Linked DNA regions of Mus musculus: region 1 is linked to region 2. The links are chromatin contacts, found by Hi-C in ENCODE. All regions are on one chromosome and are shown on one strand. Each heading gives the region's core, a stretch centred on a gene start or an enhancer-like site at or near the end of the contact. The rest is flanking DNA. Distances are from core to core; before and after follow the strand shown.

Region 1 (2,700 bases), core at 92-2,591, about 52 Mb before region 2:
CAGTGATTCCAGCACGTCTGCTGTTCACACTCAGTGCCTCATCCCGAGGCAAAGGTCTCTGTTTCTCACGAAACGTCGCGGCTGCAAATTTCAGCACAGAACCTAGCCGGCTTACAGAAATATTTTTGGACAAAAAAATCTCACCTCCAAGTGGGTCTTCGGAGACGTGGGTGGTCACGCCAAACCCGGACGAGCCCCCAAATGAAAAACTCCGAGAGGAGCTCCTCACTCAGGCCTCAGGACAATAGCGGACACCCAAGAACTCACGACAGACCGAGCTTGTTGCAAACCACATGAGGCTTTATTTGGGGAAAGCCAGAGCTCTGGGGACGACTCATATCCCACGCAGGGGTAGAGGAGTCGTCCCCGAGAGAAAAGAGTTTCCAGTTTTTATAGGCCCTCGGGGGGAAAGGAGAAGGGGGAGATTAGGGGATTTCCAGATCTAAACAATATCTATTCTAAAATGATTGATTCCTCAAGAAATGGGTATGGGAGGGAAACAAGGAAAAAATCTAATGAAGGTACAGCAATGGGCACACACCTGGTCAGAACATTGGCAGGCACACAGGTTCGAGGAGTGGCCAAAGCATTGTGCACCTCTATTTTTCTAAATCAATGAAGCCAGTTCTACTAACAATAAAATCTATTTTACCAATTTCAGGGCTTCTATGACCTTTTACATTCTGCCAGAATCTTTCACTCAAACTTAGTAGACTGTGCTAGCCTCAAACTCATAGAAATCCACTTGTCTCTGAGGACCAATACCCGGGGGTTGTCTCCTGTTCTCCACGTAAGTGACATGGTATGTACACACTGTAGTAGGTACTAGCAATAGTACTGATTTAGAATTAGATTTTATTTACTTTTACTTTCTTGGATTTTTCTAGACAGGGTTTCTCTGAGTAAGCCTTGGCTGTCCTTGAACTCGTTCTGTAGACCACGATGGCCTCGAACTTGCAGAGATCCGCCGCCTCAGCTTCCCAAACTCTGGGATTAAACACTGGCCATTAGCCCGCCTAGAATTAAATTCTAAAATAGAACGTGAAGACTTGAGTCTTATGGTTTTGTTATGACATGCGCGTAACGAGAGTGACCAAGTTGAGAGCCTGTAAGGATTCGAGTTCTAACCGCCAAGCAATAAATGATGTGGCAGGGCATCGGTGGCGAGCCCCCAAATCGACTCAAAACGTCATTTTCCGGGGGACTCAGGGGCAGTCGGCGAGGTCGCAGAGCGACTTTAGGCGCGGTGGGGGTGGGGAAACAAACTGCCTGCCGAGTTAAACGTCAGAGGCCGTGGCCGGAGGGGCGGGACATCCGGTGGTGCCGGACTTCCGGCGGCCGCGGCGGAAACCCTCGCGGTGCAGTGCAGGCCGCGGTGTGCACGCGGATCTGCTCCGGAGTCCTGCAGCCCAGCCGCCGGCCGCAGTCTGGGTACCTGCGGAGCTTCTCTCTGCCGGTGCTGGGGTGCTGGGTGGACCCGCTGGCTTTCCAGGATGCGGGGCGTGGAACGTGGCCTCTGAGAACCCCAGGCGAGAGGAAGCCGTGCTGTAGGAGTCGTTAGGCACGGCGCTACCTGAAGCGGAAGCCGCGTTCACCCAGATCGTCTCCTGTGTCGCGCTTTAAAGTGTAAGTCGTCGGGGTCTGTCTCTCTGCCTAGGTGCTCCCCATGCTTTCGATCTCTCCGGGCATCGCCATGCCCGCGCACATAATTACCCCCTTCGCAGACTCACACACAGAACTTTACTATAAAATATTTTTAAAATTTGGTTGTTATAGTGAGTGTGGTGGGGCAGGACTCGGGAGGCAGAGGCAGGAGAATTGTCTGGAAGGGAATTTGCCAGCCGGCGCTAAAGAGTGGAGAACCTATACTTTTGTTTTTGTTTTTAATTTCTATGGTGGTGTGAAATTTCTTTCTACTAGTTACAAAGGCAAAAATCAACTATATTGTTTTTATATTTTTTTTTTAAGTAGGGTCTCATGGGCTGGAAGGCCTACAATAAGCCTTACCCAGGATGATAACTTTGTCAAACTCAGGTCCTGAGGATTCTAAGTTAAATAATAATTCTCAAAGTCTGATATCAGTTTTTATTTTTTGGTTGTTTTTGAATGGTTTTGCTGTTTTGCTTTTTGATACCGGTCTTACAGTATTCCTGGCTGTCATGGAACTCAATATGTAGACTAAGCTGGCCACGTTTAACTGGATAGGCACAGCCCTTATCCTAATGGAATATAGTCTTTAGTTTCTGGTGGGGAAAACAAGTATTATCATAGGCACAGGGTGCTCTGAAAAACTAATAGGATTGTTTGCTCTAAAGTGGGAAAAGAAGATGTGCAGCTGAAAAGGCAGGCAAGCAAAGGGTGATACTGCAAAAACCCGCTTAAACCACATGAGTGAACTTGGATCTCAACGGAACACATAGTTAGGACTATACTGCTGTGGAATGGAGTGCATCCGGGCATTTGCATGGAGCAGAGGACACGCACGGGTATACAGAGTCAGACAAGAAGCTAAAGATGGGTGGGATTTTTCAAGAATTTTCCTTCTCCCTCACATTTTACATAAGTTCTCAAACAAAGTGTTTTCGCTGTTTTGTGGAACATCTAGTTCTTTGAGATAAAACTATAGAACCTTTTATATATTTGTCCTGGCTTTGTATATTTTATTTTATAACGTCTGCTATAAAGTCTGAGCTGAGACAT
Region 2 (2,700 bases), core at 123-2,622:
AGTGCAAGTCTGAGCTCAGTCTTAATACTTACAGTTTAAGATACAGGGCCCACCAGTAATTCAGTTCGAATGAGAATTAAAGACCCAGTCAATGCTAGCAGCAGAGTAGTTAGCCAGGGGACCAGGAGAACAGAGCCTGGTACCAGTTGTCTGAGTAATCTCAGTGTCTGTCTGTGTCTCTGTCTCTCCTCTCTCTCTGCGTTTTTTCCCAACCCAGCAACATTCTTTTACATTACTCTGGTCAATTAGCATAGAGACAACAATTTCCCCCCCAAAGCCATATTTTCCTTTAGCTCAGGAGATGTAAGTCTAAGCCTCCAATTTTGTATGACCATTTCTGCAAGGGAATCTACCTGTTGTTATAATACCTCTAGGTCCTGATCAACTTGTCTACTTAGTTTGCAAAGCAACAGAAGAGGCACATTCAGTCAAACCATTGGTGCGTGCCCACCAAGTAAGTCTCAGGGGCCCAGTAATATTGCTGTTGTCCAGATGAATTAACACAAAAGGCAGAATGACTGGCATCTCAATCAGGGGAATTGCCTAGGTTAACAGTTTTGGGATATTACAGTGGGCAAATTTTAGCCTATTGTAAGTTGTAAGTCCTCTGATGTTAATCTGGGCTGCCCCCAGTCACATCGAGCTTTGTCAGTCAGCGGGTTGATAGTCTGGCTCATTCTTATCTGTGTTGTGAAGGAGGTGGGAGTCTAAGCGCATCCAGCAATCCTGGCCTATTTCCTGCTGGGAATGATTAACTTGATCCCCAGTGTCCCTCCCTGTGACATAGAGTCTGATTCCCCAGGTCTTTCCTGTTTCCTAAATGCCAGAATTTTTTTTAAAGGAAAATTTCAGGAAGCCTCAGTTTTACAACCCCAATTTATGCAGTGGAAACTCCCTTGTTTCTGGCAACCTTGGGACAGAAGCAGGCACAGGGAATGCATAGAGTTGTAAATTCTGTCTTAAAAGATAAATTCCCATATCTTTTCCTTTTGCCAATACAACGAGACACTCAGAGTGGGCGTCAGTGAGCAGAGGTAGTGGTTGGAATATGGGCTGCTGATTTGTAGTCACACTAGACCTGGTTTCATCTTTCATCTTGTGACAGCCATGACTAATACTTTCTCTGTATCTGTCTTCCTCAGTTTCCAGTCCAGGCCTGAGGGCAGCAGGGGCCAGACTGTAACCCTGTGTTTATAGCTATAGTGCAAAACACACATTTCAGGAGAAAGTGGTGGGGCAGGGAGTAGAATGGCCCAGGGCCTCAGTGTAATCTTTATTTTCCATAGTCTAGAGACTGTCCATTTGGCCACATCTGAGCTCCCACTTTCTTGACCTGGGTGTGGTGGATCCACAATGTAATACCTTCACAGCCACAGGAGTGGGAGTCCCGCCAACTGCTGGTCTCTGAGCCTGGGAAGCAGTGAGACAGGCCTTCCAAAGAGAACTTCATAGGGGCTAAATCCCTCCCTATGTGGGATAAGGCAGACTATGTTAAAGCAAAGGAGGGAGGCCTAGCTTTAAAGGAGAGACTCTGTGGAGAGTTTTGTTAGAGTTTCTTTTAATGTCCTGTTTACTTTTTTAGGCCAGAATTCTGAGGTCTCTATGCACAATAAAGTTGTGCATATAGTTTTCAATATCTAAAACTTTAGCAATTAATTGAAAGATTAGGCTATGAAAGCCAGGCCATTATTGGATCCCATTGCTATAGGGAGGCCAAATCAGGGGACCAGTTCCTGGAGGAGATTTTTTTAGCTACTATTTGAGCAGTTTTAGTCTGGATAGGGTACACTTTTATCTACCCAGAAAAGTATCTATAAAAAGTAGCAAGTACTTGTATCCTCCCCTGGCAGGCCAGATCTCAATGAAGTCAGTTTTCCCAGAATTCAAGGAGGTGTTGCCCTGTCTTTCGGACTCCTTCCTGGGTAAGGACTCTCTGTTTTGGATTGACTTAAGCAAACACTTGGCATCTAACTGAGGCCACACTGCACTGGGTGTCCAGTCTAGGTATAACACGTGGCATCAAACTGAGACATCCTGCACTGGGTGTCCAGTCTAGGTATAACACACATGGTTTGAGCAGCTTAGAAATTTTGTGGACCCCAGATGAGTGATCTGGTGAAGGTTGCTTACCGGAACCTTGCCACTTGTTTCTGGGAGAATGGTTTCTTTCTCTGGTATCCTCTATCAACCTGAGGGTTTGAGGTGTCCATTTCTTCTTCACTGTGGAGTCTTGGACAGCACAGGGTTAGGGTATGCCATCAGAATGTTAGTAGGCTCCACTGGTCTTAAGGGCTATGTCTTAGTCAGGGTTTCCTATTCCTGCACAAACATCATGACCAAGAATCAGTTGGGGAGGAAAGGGTTTATTCGGCTTACACTTCCATACTGCTGTTCATCACCAAGGAAGTCAGGACTGGAGCTCAAGCAGGTCAGGAAGCAGAAGCTGATGCAGAGGCCATGGAGGGATGTTCCTTACTGGCTTGCTTCCCCTGGCTTGCTCAGCCTGCTCTCTTATAGAACCAAGACTACCAGCCCAGAGATGGCCCCACCCACAAGGGGCCGTTCCCCCTTGTTCACTAATTGAGAAAATGCCTTACAGTTGGATCTCATGGAGGCATTTCCCCAACTAAAGCTCCTTTCTCTGTGATAACTCCAGCTGTGTCAAGTTGACACAAAACTAGCCAGTACAGGCTATATGTT

What was found. A loop is a pair of places that touch in the nucleus more often than their neighbours do.
Region 1: a loop to region 2 is called in a map of T-helper 17 cell, with 119 times the contacts of the local background. The contact joins the promoter of Trmt10c here to the enhancer-like site in region 2. A Hi-C loop is called at or near these places in 3 of 37 maps with a recorded cell type or tissue (T-helper 1 cell, T-helper 17 cell and T-helper 2 cell).

The regions. Positions count from the first base shown.
Region 1 is chr16:56,036,427-56,039,126 of GRCm38, reverse strand. It overlaps Trmt10c (tRNA methyltransferase 10C, mitochondrial RNase P subunit), which reads left to right and starts at 1,341. Exons shown (of 2, transcript NM_029092.4): 1 at 1,341-1,626.
Region 2 is chr16:4,366,145-4,368,844 of GRCm38, reverse strand. The region is part of intron 2 of Adcy9 (adenylate cyclase 9); the gene reads left to right. Among named protein-coding and RNA genes, the nearest start is that of Adcy9, 53 kb to the left of the region's middle. Within about 2 kb of position 1,372, at least 1 of the 3 ENCODE cell types and tissues checked has a DNase peak (open chromatin) inside an H3K27ac peak, as active enhancers do.